Regions from separate parts of the Mus musculus genome. Here region 1 is linked to region 2. Evidence: chromatin loops called from intact Hi-C (ENCODE). Cell type or tissue: heart. All regions are shown on one strand. Each heading gives the region's core, and the rest is flanking DNA. Links, peaks and the distances in the headings are about the cores only.

Region 1 (8,334 bases), core at 266-8,265, 100 kb after region 2:
AGAGGGTCCTGAGGTACTGGCTGAGGACCACTGTTGTAGGGCTGTAGGGCACAGGAGTTGAAGGCAAGCTGGCTAAAATGACATGTGATGCCAGACAGGGTGGTGCGTGCCTGTAACCTTAAAACCCAGTGGCTTGAAATGAAGATTTTTCATGTAAGACCATCCCTGGGTGCCTAGGTTGGAGCAACCTAGCAAGAAGTTGCCTCAGAGAGGGGAAAAAAATTATATGTGAGAGAGCCAATCTTCCCATAAGTTTTATTTGAAAAGACATTTGAGTGGAATGTAATACATTTACCAAGGAGGTAAAAATACAAAAACTACTGGAAACTACAAAACATTGATAAGAGAAACTAATGACTGTATAAATGAATGGAAATTTGTCTCATGTTCACATCTTAGAAAAGTCAATATGACTTAGATGTCTGTATCGCCCAAAGTGATCTTCAAACTCAATCCAGCCCTTCTCCAAATTCCAATGGAATTTTATAGAAATTAGAGTATCCTAAAAATCTTAAGGATCTCAGATATACAAAGCAATTTTTAAAAAATGGAGTCATCTCACTTTCTGACTTCAAAGTGTATTGCATACAACAGTAGTTGAAGCAGTATGGCACTGACATAACAACAGACACAGAGACCTATGCGATGGAATAAGACTCCAGAAACAAACCCAGGTCAGCTGGTCCTCAGCTAAGATGCTGGAAGTTCACTCTAGGGGAGAAATAATGTATTCAGCAATTTGCAGCAGGAAACCTGAGTATCTGTATGCAAAAGAATAAAGCTTACATTATACATGGAAAGCAACTCAGTATAAAATCTTAATAAGATCCCAGAAAATGTAAGATTCCTAGAAAAAAATAAGTAAAGAATCATGAAATAGGTCTTACCGTGGTTTATTAAATATGGCTCAAGAGGAGAACAACATCAAATTTAGCTTTTGTCTAACAAAGGAAACCACCAGCAGCATGTGACGGGAACCCACATCATGCAGGTTAAGGGGGAAACCCTTGGCAAACATACCTGATGTGGGATTTGATCTGAAATGAGTGACGGGGTAGAACTGAATGGAAGAGAAAGCTGTTACCTTAGGGTGTCCAGAAAGCATGGAAAGGAGACTCTATAAATCAATAGCCAATGTAAGGATGACCTAGAGTTTAAAATCACAGAACACATTTGTCCCTGTCAGTTCCTTTAAGGAAATAAAAATGATGCTTGATGTGGGTGAAGATACTTCAAATTGTCAGTTAGAGCCTGAGGCTCATGGCTAAGTTCTTCCTTTCTTCCAAACTGTAGGAGTTGCCATGGCTCTATAGTAAGATTACAACGTTATCCCTGCTATATACTGCAGTAGGCCACGTGAAAGACATGGATTGAGTCAGGGTAGACTGATTCTCATTGGAGACAAGAGCAAAAATCCAGAAACAGCTTTCCAGTTAAAGATCGCTTTGCTTGGAGCTTGTAAATACATGCCTGTAGAGTCATTAGAGGTTATTTCCTGTGCTAAAAATTTTTGAGATCTTCGCAAAATCAATAGGAAGCCACTCCAGGAGTTGAGAGAAAGATGGGGTACATTTTGCATTACAGAAAAGTCCCTTTTAGTAGTAGCTGTCCCAGACAGGTAGACTAGTTAGGAGTCTAAGGAAATCATCCATGGAAGAAATGATGTGGTTTTTAATCCAGAGGGTAGCAGGAAAATGCAGAGAAAGTTTAGGTTAAAGAATATTACAACGATGGGTTGGGAAAAGTTGATTGATCAAGTGCTGTGTTAAAGACGAGTTCTGAGGGCTTTTGGCTTGGGTGTCTGTAGCAGGATAGGATATGGCTAGCTGGGATGGAGTTCAATTAATTTATCACACCTGTAAGACAAATAGGAACCCTGCAAGCAGCTATGTCTATACAGCCTGAGCTCTGAAAAGGGTGTGGGTTCAGGAGTATCTGAGGGTCATTTCCTATAGATTACAGTTGAACCCATTGCTAGTGGGGATTATGCAGAGAGTGGTTAGGGGAGGGGAGGGGAAGAGAGACTACTGGAAGACTGAAGAGCATTGAGTATTAGAGAAAAATAGAGAGGGAGGGGAGGAAGAGAGAGAGAACTTGCCAAAGACATGAGAAAGATGAGAAATGTTCTGAGAACTCGAGGGTGGGTTGAACATAAGTAGTCCTTGCTGTATCTTCTCTGAAGTCGCCCCTCCATAGAGGATGGAAAGCTTATGGCAAGGGTCTAAGATGCTGATAAAGCTTGCTTGCCTCTAGAACTCCTCAGACTTAAGCATCAGTACCTCAGTAACTGAGAATGTCAACTCTCCTCCCATAAGGAGCAGATGAGAAACACCTGGGTAATATTAGGGTAGGCAAAGGACAGCATTGGTGTGACTGGTAACCAATGGAGTTTGGACCCTTAGTAGAAGAGGACCAATTGTTTAAGGAGTCAATCCAAATTTGAGAGCTTGCAGGCTACTCTGAGCGCCAGTACCCCAGAGAACGCAGGGAAGATCCTGAATGAGAAGAGCAAACGAGCCTACTTGTATCCCTGCCATGGCCATGGGAATGCAGCTTGAGGCTTTCTTGTCAGTAAGTCTGGGAGGGTGACAAAGACTATCCATTAGTCCTTTGATGATTTTGACCTTAAATGTAAGGAGAGTGAGACAAGTCTGGAGCTTGGAAGCAGGATCAGCAAGCAGAAAGGGAACATGGAGTAAGGGTTCCTAGAGTTAAATTCTTATGTCTTCTGGTTGAAGAGCCCTATGAGAGGAAGAGGCTCAAGGCTATGGGAAAAAAGCATGTCCAATGGGAGAAGACTCAAACAGATGTGTGTTAGGGAGTATGTTGGCCACTTTTGTGTCACAGTGACGAAGTTACCCGAACTAGACAACTAAAAAGGCTTATTTTCAGAAATTTCAGGATTGGCCTGCTTGCTCCATTGTTGCGGGCCTGACAAGCACATGCTAGAGCAAAGCAGCTGATTTCATGTTGGCCAGAAAGCTAGGACAAGATACACTTCAAAGTCATGCCCCAGGGACCTCCTTCCTTCCAACCACACTCCACCTCATACCTCCCATCACCTCCCAATGATGCCATCATATCATGAAACCATCAAGGGACTCATCTGCTGATTATCTCCGAGTCCCCAGGATCCAATCACCTCTCAGTGCTTGGATCCACCATCAGGAGGCCAAGCCTTCAGTATATAAGACTTTGAAAGTGGAACTCACCATAGCTACCATGAAAGAGCCAGCAAAGCATACCTAGCCATGAGAACAGAGACCATGGACCAAAAAGAATGGGTGTGGTCCCCGAGGCCACATGAAGGCAGGATAGTAAACAAAAGGACCATCATTCCTCTGTGAAGCAGGAGCAGGATGCAGTTATCATGCAGGAGGCTTAAGGAGAAAAATGGGGTGGTCCATGGCAGGACTAGCAGACTGATAAGCAGGAGAACTTTGAACCACTGCATTGACCACGTTGGCACTAACATTGTGATCTTTGAAAAGTCATTTAGCCTCTCAGTTGCTTCTGTGTTCCCTGTAACCAAGCAGTGAGCTATAACTTTGGGTTATTGAAGGGATTCCATGAGTTAATCCACACCATACAAGAGTGCTATTGCCTGTAACTGTCATTATTGGTAGATCTGAGAGTGACTGCAGTCTAGGGTGAACCTAGCACCTATCTAGGTGAGTTGGGGGTGGGGAGTGTTGACCTGGGGAGGGTGATCTTAGCAAAGGAAGTGATGTGTTCTGCTGGGAAGTCCTCAGAAGAGAGAAGCACTCAAGATTGGCTCACCAGGTCATTGAGAGGCTGCTTCAAGGAACGCAAACACACTGGAGGCTCAAGGCAAGAGTCCGCTAAGAACCTGCCATGCTGTAAAAGAGTGAGCTCTTAGGAATGTTGTTGACAGGAAGCCTAGGAAGCCAGAGAGCCATCTATATATAAGCTCTTTGCCCTGAGTGGGCTGTGTAGCAGAGAGGGTGGCTGGGCAGAGCATGGTAGCATGCTGTACAGAGCCTCATGTGTTCTGGGGACTTAGGAGCAGTGATTGGATCACTCTTGCCCTCTGCTCATTCTCCACACAAGAGTGGCCCACAACTAGCAATAACACTGAATGTACAGAACAGGTGCTACTTGCCAGTGACGCATCTGGTCTGTGGATGTTGGGCACTCCTCCCAATGCTGGCACAGGGCACAGCTCTGTTTCTGACTCTCAGATGACGATGCTGTGGCACAGAAATGGAGCTGTTTGGCTGAGCCATGCAGCTTGGGGGTTGGGAGCGGGGCGGTGCCATTATTAAAGCTGGCAATGTGGCTGCACAGACTGTCTCAGCCACCCAGCTAGCATACTTTGTCCTGTTTTATAAATGGAGTTACAGGTGGAGGTGGAGCTGATGCCAGGATTGTTCTAGCGCGTGGAGAGTCTGTCTCTGTCTCAAGTTAAAGGGGGTTTGACTGTAAGCGTGAGAGGCTTACAAAGAACTCTGAAGAGTGATGCACGCATTATAGACCCAAGGCCCTCCCAACCCAGCAGCTAGCTAGGAAGAATGGTTTGACATAGCCCTGCTGCAAGGACATAGGGCTCTGTCTGTCTTTCTACAGTCTGTGATTCCAGCTTAGCCCTGCCTCCGCAGGACCTGACATGTTGTAGAGGTTCTAAAGAAACACAGATGTGCTGCCTTAGCCTAAGCCGAGTCCCTCCTCCACTCTCATCTGCCAGATTGGGCAGTGGTAAGAGTTACCTCTGGGCAGAGAGAAAGATTCTCTCTCGGGAACCCTACAGCCTTCAGTAGTCAGTAAAGCTTGAAATCCTACAGACGTCCGACTTGAACCCATGCTTCCCAGCCCCAAACAGACAGAGCCCAGAGGCAGAGCTGTTCCCACTGCCCACCCATCATGGGCTTTCTTCCTTTGTGTCCTCAGATGGATTCAGAACTTTGGAGTTTCACCTCAACACTACCACAGAAGTTTCCAACTGCACTCTAAAGCTGGTCTTCCATTATATCTTTTCTGCTCTTAAGAGAAGGTTTTTTTTTAAACAGATATACTTTATGTGTGAAGTATGTGGCTGCCCCCCAAGGCCACATACAAGGTCAGCAACTGACCACTCGCTCAGCTTGACCCACCCTGAAGGTCAAGATCGTCCTTCCAAGGTCAGGCCCCTTCCTGCCCCACTGACAGCCTTTGTAACCTGCTCTGGCATCCTGTAGCTCTTTGGGGCTGCAAACTCTGGATCTCTGTCACCTCCCTCATCTCCACACTTTCCAGTTCTGCCTCCTTTTGGCCTTGATTTCTTCAATTCAGTCTCTGGTTCATTGACTCATTCAGCCCCTGGCATGTCTCAAACCTACACAGAGCCAAGCACATGTCAAATGCTCTGTCGAAATTTTAATAGTCAGTGATTAGTAACTGATTTGTGATTTATTGGCCTGGATTGATTGATTGGTTTGTTTGTTTGTTTGTTTTGGCATTTAAATTTTTACTGCATTTTTTAGAACATTACACATAAGCCCTCTGACTGTGATGACCGAAGTTAGAGGCAAAGCCAAGTGGAGGCATTAGCTCCTAATCCTGCTAAAGACATCCTAGTTATTACATGCACTTGTGTTTTGGCTTTTCATTTGGGTTCCTTGACAACGGGCACTTTCTTTCCCTTTGTTGTAATCCCCAGTGGGCCTTGTGTAAAGGAGCCCTGAAGTAGGTGACGAGTGAGGTGTCCTTGCGGAGGAACACACCTTAAGTCGTCCTTCTTATACTTCTTTCCCTCTAACTAGATATTTACATTTGTGCATGGTTCAAACTCACTTTTGTTCATTTATTGCCTGTTGCACTGGTTAGTTTTATGTCGATTCGACACACACTTGAGTTTAGAGAACTTCATTCAGTTCAGGATAGGCTCTCAGCGCTGGAGAGGTGGCTCAGTGGTTAAGAGCACCGACTGCTCTTCAGAGCAGAGGTCCTGAGTTCAATTCCCAGCAACCACATGGTGGCTCACAACCATCTATAATGGGATCTGATGCCCACTCTTTTGTGTGTGAAGACAGCCACACTGTACTCATAAAAATAAATAAATCTTGAAAAAGAAAGAAGAAAAAGGATAGGCTCCCACCAAATTGGCCCATAGGCTCCCACCAAATTGGCCCATTCTCTTGATTACTGATTGATGTTGGAGGCGTAGCCTGTTGTGGATGGGGCCACCCCTAGGCAGGTGCTCCCTGATAATATAAGAAAGCAAACTGAGCAAGGCAGTAAGCAGTACTCCTCCATGGTCTGCACTACAGTCCCTGCCTCCAGGTTCCTGCCCTGCCTGGGGTCCTGCCCTGACTTCCCCTAGTGATGGACTATGACCCAATAGGATGAAAATAAGCCTTTTTTCTCTCCCAATTTACTTTTGGTCTTGTAGTTTTATCACAGCAATAAAAACCTCAACTAAGATAACAGTCAAGTTTATTATTAGCCCCGAGTCATAGGAAAACACTAAAAATTTCCCAGTTCAACATTTCCCTCCTGCATATTGTTTCCCTTCCCATAACTACATTTTTCATCCTCTCCCGCAAATGTCTTTCCAACTCCCCCACTGTGTTCTTTCAGACTTCCCACCAGGCAGAGGCTCTGACAACTGGTTCATTAGAAATTCTTTGGGGTCATGGACCAACTAACTATCTTTTATCGTAATCTTCTGGCCTGTGGGAGGCTATGCTGCTTTGCCTTTCTCAATAGAAGACAAACCCATCCTATAAGTACTTTGTAGACTGCATCAGGAGCAGAGCCAGGCAGAAGACCTGGTTATTTAACTCTAAGACCAAACATTTGTCTTCTGCTTATAACTGACTTTATATGCCTGTGGTTTGTCCTTGAGCAATTTCTGGGGCATGGACACTTAAGGGGGCATCAAAAGCAAAGTGTAGAAGGCAAAGAAATGAGAAGATACACCATACTATAAAGATTTGATACTTTGAAATCAGTCATTGGTCAAATGTCATATAAGAAGTGAATGCGAGAACATAGAAGAATTATATGGGAGGAGTCACCATTTGAGGTTTGTTGTGATTATCCCCCAGGGGGGACTGGGAAGATATTTTTTAAAGATATTTTAATGTTAATATATGCCTTTCCTACATGCCATGGCTTTATATGTATTTACTCTCCTGACTTTTCTTCCTCCATCTGGCATGCCAGCCAAGTGCGCACAAACACATTAGGTCTTTGTGTATTTAGGATTTAAAAGCGAGGTTGGGGAATATCCGGCTGTGGTGGTGTTTCCATGAGAGACCGAGCGCGATGCTGGTCAGAGGACAGCACATGACTCGTAGCTGTTTGTGCCAGCAAGTTTCTTCTGTCGGTTGCTTGTGGTGAAACGGCTTTGAAAGGGCTTATGAATTCTTTCGGCATAACCTTTGTTGGGAAAATGAATTACAAGTGGTTCGTTTTATGCCGAGCCTTTTGTTATCACCATTTAAAGCCATCCTGTTTGTTCACTTTGTGAGAGCTATTCTGCGGGCTGATGAATGTGTTTTATGAGAGAATAGAAGAGCCTGCAATTTGTTTTGATTGATCTTCATTTGGATTCAAAGAGAGCAGGTGCTGCCGTTTGGAATTGGTTTTGGCAGTGGCTCGGTTATATAAATATTAGAAATACAGACCAAAGCTTCTTTTAAATTATCTTTCTCCATAATGTAGGAGAGCTTTACGTTGAGTATTAAACCCTGTGGTTCTATTTTTACAACTTCTCATATAAACATGTTACATACCATATGTTTGAACATATGTATGTATATGTGGGCTCCATTGTGCAGATGTATAGCATGCAGATTTTCCATACTTCTTTAAAAGTGTATGCAGATATTATTCTCTCTCTTTTTTATTATTCACTTAAAAAATCTAAGAATGTGATTTCTGAATATAACAAGACGCTTTATTTTTTTTCTTCTAGTCTGAAAAGTGTAGACAGTTCTAGCTTTAGAAATTATGTCAAGGGTTGTTTTCAGTTGAGTGTGGTTTTTGTTGCTAATCTTTAAGCCTTCGAGAGTGACCCATTGGAGTTTTAAATCTTTTTTTCCCTGCTTTTCTGCATCTTTGTTATTGTTGTTTGTTCCCAAAAGCCCCATTGAGGGCTGCTGTGCCTCTCCTCAAACACATGGGGCAGATTATGGAAGTACTCCCTTTCCAGCTAGACTATGTACTTGCCCACATAGCTGCTCTCATCTTGTCCTCTGCAAACCGCCTTTGTTCAATGTCTGTGCTCCTCAGATAAGCAAATGGAACGTTCTGTGACACCCCCCCCCCTAGACTGGACTGACCCAGTTCCTCCTGCAAAAATCCAGAGCAGAGCTCATGGCTCACTGTGTC
Region 2 (8,334 bases), core at 312-8,311:
CACACCTGTATCAGCAGGCAGATATCTATAAGGGAGAGTGGTGGCATACACACTTTCTTTTTTATTAATCATTTTATTTGCTTACATTTCAACAAATAAATTATTAGAAACAAACAAAACTCCAATTCAGACTGGATAACAAAAACAAACAAACAAACAAACAAAAATGTTCTGTGTCTTTAGAATGCTTGCCAGAAGTCAGAGTGGTTCTCTTGACCACCCTGGGAATCCTTTTTTCCTTCTTTCTCTCCTCTGTTCTGAGATCTTCTGCTTCTTTCCCCTCTTCAGACAAATATTCGTTGGGTTTATGTTGTTTTTGCAACTTGTGGGTAAAGTGAAAATTCACCTAGAAAGGATGTTTATGTAAGCCTGTTCTGAACAAGAAAATGAGACTGAAGAAAAGAGAAATAAGTGAATCTGATAGGAAATAGATTATATTGATGGGTGAAAACTTGGGGTGCAAGTATATACATTTTATACATATGTGTATATACATTTTTAAATGTAAAAATTAATACAATATCAATTAAAAAAAAAACAGCCTAGGAATACCCCACCCAACATGGATAGTTCAATTTTTAGTTTTGTTTTTTGGGGGGATGGGAAGGAATGGATATTGGTTTTTCAAGACAGGAGTTATGTTTGTAGCCCTGGCTGACCTGGAACTCTGTAGACCAGGCTGGCCTTGAACTCAGTGTCCACCTGCCTCTGCCTCCAAGTTCTGGGATTAAAGGCGTGCGTCACCACTGCCTATCTATTAGTGATTTTCTTTCAAGGATTTTTTTTTAATATACAATTTTTGTGCACTTATAATCTTAGTGCATATGCTTTAATTCTGGTATAAATCTGTTAGAAAAACCCTTCTCGTGCCTTCTGAGTTTTGGAGGGAGCATGTTTTAGGGTTAGTATTGTATGCCTGTTAACATTGGGCCTCTAGTTTTCATAGTGTTTCTGACTGAAGAATGTAGACATCAGCATGTTTTAAAGAGAGCTGAGGTAATGCTAACCTTAGGCAAACAACAACGAATTACACCGGGCAGGGCTTATATCTGAAAAAACTCCATGCTTTCTAATTATAAGGGAAATATATGAAGACGTTTTAAGGTATTGGGAATCATACAGGCTGAGAGTCCTTACGACTCAAATCCCTTTCAAACCTTGCTGCTGTATAGACCTCAGAAGACATTTAAGGATCCTAGAATGTGAAAAATATGAGAGACATTTCAGAGCATGTCTGGGCTAGCCTGGTGAGGTAGACCAGGAGTCCAAAAACAAAAGAAAATGCAGACTTCATGTGATGGTTTGTAAATGCTTGGCCCAGGGAGTGGCACTTTCAGGAGGTGTGGCCTTGTTGGAGTAGGTGTGTCACTGTGGGCATGAATTAAGACCCTCATCCTAGCTACCTGGAAGCCAGTCTTCTCCTAGCAGATGAAGATGTAGAACTCTCAGCTCCTCGTGCACCATGTCTGTCTGCTGCCATGCTCCTGCCTTGATGATGATGGACTCAAACTCTAAACCTGTAAGCCAGCCCCAACTAAATGTTGTCCTTATAAGAGTTGTCTTGGTCATGGTGCCTCTTCACAGCAATAAAACCCTAACTCAGACACTTTATCACTGTAGGGTCTGAGACATAATGAGAGAGCAAATTGTACTGTTTACTTTTCTGTTGCTGTGATAAAATACCAGGACCAAAAGCAACATAAGGAAAAGGCTTTATATTAGCTGGGGTTTCCAGAGGGCTAGAATCCTCATGGTGGGAAAGGCATGGTAACAGGAGCAGGAAGTTGGGTAGCCACATTTCTATCCAGTAAGCAAAAAGAGCAGGAACTAAGGTGAGACTATAAACCCTCAAAGCCCATTCCCCCCCCCCCCCAGTGACATACTTCCTCCAGCAACGGTTCACCTCCTGAAAGTTACATAACCTCCCCAAATAGCAGCACCAATGGGAGAACCACATGTTTAAGTATGTAAGCCTGTGGGAGACATTTTTCAATCAATCTACTGGTAACACAGCCTTAGGATCCCTAGTTCAATGTTCATTTAAAACATGATAAGATCTTTCTTATCATGGGGCATAAAGAGATGGATGGATAAGATGAAGAATAGGAAAAGGCACAGCATCTTCACAGGTTCAAGTCAGATGAGATCTCAGCACTGAAAGGACCCAGGCTTCCACCCTTCACCAAGAGGCTATTTGTAATTGAGACCAACTTGATAACTTGCTATGGGAAAAAAAAATAGTTTTAACCAGTGAATTCTCACTGAGTATATTAACCACACTTTAGATTGGACTCCATGCCTAGCATTAGTTGGCCAACACAAAACCAACTCAATGGTATTTTTTGTAGACTTTGTTGTTTGTTTGTTTGCTTTGTTTGGCCACTTTCTGTCTTATTGTCTCTTGCTTGTCTATTTTAGTTTCTCTCTCTCTCTCTCTCTCTCTCTCTCTCTCTCTCTCTCTCTCTCTGTGTGTGTGTGTGTGTGTGTGTGTGTGTGTGTGTGTGTGTTGGGCAGATGTGGAGGTAGGAGAGGATCTGGGAGGGAGGGGAAAAACAAAAACATCATCAGAATACATTATGTAGAGCCGGGCGTGGTGGCACATGCCCTTAATCCCAGCACTAGGAGGCAGAGGCAGGTGGATTTCTGTGTTCGAGGCCAGCCTGATCTACAGAGTGAGTTCCAGGACAGTCAAGGCTACACAGAGAAACCCTGTCTCAAAAAACCAAAAAAAAAAAAAATATATATATATATATATATATATATATATATATAATATAAAATCTGTTTTCAGTTATAAGATTCAAGATAGAAAGTTTAAAAAAGAAAGGGAAAAGGCAAGAGGAAAGGAGGAAGAAAGGGCAGGAAGGAGAAAGGAGAAGGCGGGGGAGCTGAGGGAGGAAGAGAGAGTGATCAGAAGAAATAGAAAAGAGTAAAGGAAGATTAAACAAACAAAAAAGGAAAGTAGACATCAGATTTCAGATGTGGTCAATGTTAAGAGTGAACTTGAAATTAGAGAGCACAGGGTCCTTGGGGGTAAATCAGCCCTCTGCAATTAGAAAAATCAAGCTATACAAAACATGTAAGCCCTTTTGTCTGGTTAGCAATTATATTTCCATGAGAAGAAGGCAACTCTAACGTTGTGGAAGGCAAAGGCGCTACTGTCCCATGTCAATGGCTACAACCCTTTCCCCTGGGGTTCTTATGTTTTTGATTCCCTGGCTGCAGTCTACACAGTAGATAAACTACCCAGAGTTGACAATAACAGAGAACTTCCACGTTCAGGCTTCACAATACCTGGCAGTTTCTAGCCACCCCCTTTTAGAAATTAGATGCACAGAAGAAGTAGGGGTGCCTTGCTGCAGAGAAACCCAAGTCAGCTATCTGGGCAGTAAGAAGTTAGTTATATCACTGAGGACCAAGTTACCTGCTATGTGAGCAAAGCCTTCTAGCACCCTGCAACTCTGTCTAGCTGCCTGGTGAATAAAGCCAAGTGAGTTTCCAGTAAAGCAGCCGATACTGTGTTTCTCATGAGGTGAAGCAGTTTGTCATGAAGCAGTAAATAACTGAAGTAGTTGTCTACAGCAGTAGCTACTTAGTATTTGTTATGAGCCTATGGTTTGCGTATATACGGTCTGTTGATCTGGACCAAGCCTGACTAAGCTCACTGGGACTTGCTTGTTCCTCTGAAAACAAAGGAGGGCTGGCTAGCCAAGGTGACCCCCGCTGGTGACTCAGCTCTTGCTACACATAGAAACCCTGTCTCAAAAAACCAGAGAGAGAGAGAGAGAGAGAGAGAGAGAGAGAGAGAGAGAGAGAGAGAGAAGTAAGGTGAGGCTATAAACCCTCAAAGCCCACCCCCAGTGATGTACTTCCTCCAGCAATGGTCTTTGTCTAGAGGTAGGTCTTGTTCTCCTGGGAATGGCAGAATTCCAAGAGCTGATACAGAAATGCACAGTTTTGAAGACTACCATTATATCATGAGTGTACTTACTCCATTGGCCAAAGTAGATCATGTGGTAGATTCCAGGAGGAAAAGCCTTGGATAGAGGGAAGCTATTACTTGGGAGCCATTATTGTTTTTGTTTTGTTGTTGTTGTTGTTGTTGTTATATCTGCTATAAGAAACATACATGTCTCCTCTGTATGGAAATAAATAATAATTTTAAGACTTTGTTTAAATGATTATTTTCTAGTTTTTAAATAGGTTTCACGATTTTTCTGGCCAAGTCACTATTGCTAGTGACATTGATGATCTTTCATTTCCAATAGAGGATGGCTTTCCTGAAATCCCACCGATATAAGTAGATCAGGAAGGATTGTTTTGTTTTGTTTTGTCTTTCATACATGGAACTAACAATGGGGTATAAGGCTCGTGGGGAAATTCTTAGAGTCCAGTTTCACCGTGTTATCTCTACAAATGTCCTGTAAGCAGTTGGCTTTGGGACTTCTCTACCAGAAGCCCAAGGTTGTTTGCCTGGGAGATTAGGTTCTAATGGAGAAAGCAGCTGTGCAGGATTGGGGTGTGGGAGTCTAACGCCTCTGAGCGCTTTTGATCCACTGAGAGGTCATTCAGATTTGGCTTCGCCTGTTTTCATATCCCCTATGGCATCGCCTCTCTGGGAAGCAAATCCACTTCCCACTCCTTGAAGTTCAGAGTGGAAGTCTGAGGCACGCGACAGGGAGACTGATTTCCCCAGCCCCAGATTCCAGCCAGCCCGCGACTCAGAGCGGTGAGATGCTGCCCCCTATACAGTGATTCACAGCAGTTGGTTGCAAGGTTCTTTGATCTTTGATCCGCTGCTCTTTCTCTGCTGCCCCCTCCACTGGCCCCATCTTGAACTCTGTTAAGTCAGTATTGCTGTTACTTTTTGTTCAAGGACTAAGAGTAAGGAAAACTGTGTCCTCGCCTGTGAGTTACTGGATGTCTTAGGGCTACGGTTTTCTCATCTGAAAAGCGTGCAAGCTGGACCACACACATGTTCTTACTCTGTGCTTTAATAAGTCCAGAATGCTTGGACCCAAGTCCTAAGTTAGTGATGCCTTAAATCGCTAGTAGCGGCCACACACACCTGGAAGAACACTGGAGATACCGTCCCTAACAATACACATCTATTTGATTTGTCAGCTTTACGTGAATAAAACTTTAAGAACAATGCATTTTTTGTTATAAAGGAATTTTTATGCTTCATTCCAGGGTGATACTAAACCACCACAAATTCACTCGAGTTGGGGTTGGGGGTGGGGTTGTTAAAAGATTTCAAAACTGCCTGCAGGTGCTCTTTGTAGAGCCTCAAGGGAGTGTCCTCAAGCAAGGGTCATCAAATGCTGGTCTTCCTCTGACAGAACGCAAGTTTTCTTTCCCACAAGTGTTTTGTTTTGTCTGAGGAGGGGAAAGTGGAAGGAAGTGATAAAGCTGAACTGTACCACTTGCTTCGACCCAACTGGGAGGGAGTCGCTCTCTTCCTGTGCCTGTTAGATAAATTTAATTTTAGCGTTCAGAACAGCACAACTCCAAACGGATCCTTAGATCTAGCCCCTACCCTCTTCGAAGCTAAACTAACCTAGTGAGATTCCAAGTGGCTCCAGCAGGCGCGCCCCCATTGTAGCTCAATGGCGCGGGACCCCTCACTAGCCCATCCCTAACCTGTTGGATAGATCGTCCTTCTTGAGAGCACCTGCTATCCTTAGAAGGGAGACAAGTGTGGTCTCAGAACCTTTGCGCGTCCCTTCCTGATAAAGGGGGTATAGGGGAGGGCTCTGCTTGCTTAAGTGCTGGCTCCTCAAGGAAGAGGAGTCAAGTCTGGCATTGCCCGACTGGTGGCCAGGGACACTGGCAGCGGCACGCCCTACCCCAACACAGTCCACAGCAGTGAGGCTTCGAGACTCTGAGAAGCTCCCAGAAGCTCTGGAGCTTTGGAGGATCCCGCTAATCTCAGGGAGCCGCTTCACCCCTGCTCTGAGTCCTGGCTGCACAGTGGCCCGGGCGCACAATCTCCCACGCACCGACTAGAGCGTTAGGTCCGACTGCGGGCTGCTCTGCTGCTGCAAACCGGTCTGGCTTCCTTGCAGGGCGTGCGGGACAGAGCAGAGGGTGGAGAGAAAAGGGGAAGAGCCTGGGCGGCCGGCGGGCGGGGCCTGCAGCCTCCCGGAGTCGCGGCCGCCGTGCAGCCTGCTCGCTGCCCGCCCCGCTCGGACTCCGGCGCGCCGTGCGGGGGCCCGTGGCTGCGGGGCACCGCCACTCCTCGGCCTCCATCCCCCGATCTCGCCTCGCCGCGCCACCCGGCGCTGTCTGGTCCTAGTGGTCCGCTTGCCGTTCTGCCGACCAGAGGAGCGGCGGGAAGGAAGGGGAACGCGGGGACACGCACACCGGCCGCGGCGCGCGCGCATTGCACACTCGCAGCCGCGCGTCCCCGTCGCCGCGCGTCCGAGCCCAGTGTGGCCCCGCGGCAGGGCCCGGCACCTGCCCGCCCCCCCACCCCACCCCCCGGCGCTGCTCCGGCTCCGCCCCGCCCGCCGCCCGCCGCCCGCTGCAGCCACCGGAGAACCCACGACATCCCGACAACTTGCCCGCGGTGGCGCAACTGGTCTCGGCCGCCAAGGCTCCAGCACGCCGGCCGAAGGAGGTAAGTTTCCTGCGCGTCCCCGGCAACCCTGCCTACACCCTCCCTTGCCGCCGCGCCTGAGGCTCTGTGTGTCTCTGCTGGGACCTGACCTGCTCTCCACCTTTCCACTTTGCCTGTCCAAGTTGTGCTGGGGGTGACATGGAGGGGGCGCCCGTGGTCGTCAAACCAGGACCTTCGCTCCTCGGGGGCCACAGCTGCGCAGTCCCCGTGGGCACCGACCGCCTCGCTACCCTGATCCCTAGGGCCGCAGTGACACCCAGTGATCCCTCGGGCTCACTTAAGTCAGAGACCCCTCCCTCGTTTCTGGGGAACCTGCTGAGTTTTGTTGCAGCAGGAGAGGTGTCTCCGTCATTCTCCCCTGCTTCTAAACAGCAGCGAACTTGTTAGGCGCCCCCCGGGATGTACAGAGGGGCTTCCACGAGTGGCGTTCTGCTTGATTTCTGGCTCTGGCGCCGGGTGGAACAGGTGAACTACAGTTCCAGCCTGAAAACAGCCGCCGACTTTTACAGTCCCCTGTCTTCAATGGCCCTGTCAATGTGACGATTCAACATCTGGGGCGGGGGTGGGGGGTGGCGGGGGGGATGGGGAGAGCGCTGGAGTTGGACTTGCCACTCTGGTGCCAGGAGTCGTCAGAACCGAAGACAACAAACGTCTGCTTATCTCTCATCTATGCAGATGAGCATGTTCTCATTTCTTACCCCCACCCTCTCAAGCCGGCTGTCTGCTGTGCACAGCACGCTTGGGTAGAAACCTGTTCCAGAGAAGTTGTTTGGGTAGTCAGTGAATTTGTTCTTCATGTCTACTGAAGTCAGGACTTTGAACAGGATCTGCTATTTACTATGATGCTATGTAAAGGAAGCGCATGCTGACTCTCAAGTAGCCATCCCCCCCACCCCCCCCACCCCCGCCTCTGCCCTGGCTCTGCCCCTTGATGGCATTCTCAGCCTGGTAGAGGTCCCCCTGTAAAATGAATGGTCCATAAGGACTGAGACCTGATTAATCTGATCTAAGAAGTAGTCCGAGGCTGTTCTCTTGAACTTAGCTGTAAAGGGCCCCTTTCACCTCTCTTCCGGGAGACTTCCCTCTTGTTCTGTGTAGAGGCTGTAGTGTTTTTGCAGTCGTTGGAGTAGATCAAAGTCCAAGGATTGGTTTTCCTTAGACTCCAGTGTGATGGGGGTTCATGGAAGCTTCTGTCAGAGGGCTGCCCACTGAAAGGCAAAACAGAAAAACAAAAACAAAAACTTACCCAACCAAGTTCAAGGTTGAGCCTTAAGTGTCCTGTGCGATCTCTAAGCTGAAGAAAATGCTGGGTTCTGTGTACAAAGGTGGAGGACCCCCCCCCCCCAGGATGCATGGGAAGTGCAGCCATCCTTGGGCAGGAAAGTTGAACAGTGCTTACAGATAAAGCCATATTACATTTTTATCCAAACTAAGAAAACTGGAGGGACTGGGGGGGAAAAAAAACCCACCTAATATTTGCATCAGTGTCTTGCAATTTTTAATTGCTTTTCAGTATGCTCATCTTATTTCAACCACTTCTGAGGGAGGTGTGGTGAAGATGCTTATCATAGGTTTAGAGGAGGCATGGGGGACTCGGATTCTGGGGTTTATCACAGTGACAATCGGTCCTTCCAGTTAAAGCCAGCCTTGCTGTCCCTCATTCAGAGCCAGCCCTGTACTAGTGAAGTCTTCTTTTCTTTAATGGCTAGATT

What was found. Peaks named below come from ENCODE experiments on the same cell type or tissue, not always from the same donor. Only the 100,000 strongest peaks of a DNase experiment are listed, where the experiment ranks them.
Region 1: it touches region 2 in a loop (2.4-fold over the local background); 1 of 42 quality-filtered maps calls a loop at or near these places.

The regions. Positions count from the first base shown.
Region 1 is chr19:24,452,612-24,460,945 of GRCm38, reverse strand. All of the region lies in intron 1 of Pip5k1b (phosphatidylinositol-4-phosphate 5-kinase, type 1 beta), which reads left to right. Among named protein-coding and RNA genes, the nearest start is that of Fam122a, 21 kb to the left of the region's middle. In heart, for the core only: a CTCF peak has its summit at 8,115; no DNase peak of the experiment used is centred there; H3K27ac peaks cover 2,655 bases.
Region 2 is chr19:24,554,053-24,562,386 of GRCm38, reverse strand. Pip5k1b (phosphatidylinositol-4-phosphate 5-kinase, type 1 beta) reads left to right here and starts at 6,515. Exons shown (of 15, transcript NM_008846.3): 1 at 6,515-6,622. Gm50341 (predicted gene, 50341) reads right to left here and starts at 6,055. Exons shown (of 2, transcript NR_169181.1): 1 at 6,003-6,055; 2 at 4,977-5,379. In heart, for the core only: CTCF peaks have their summits at 4,753 and 6,777; DNase peaks (open chromatin) are centred at 6,126 and 6,696; H3K4me3 peaks cover 3,898 bases; H3K27ac peaks cover 3,951 bases.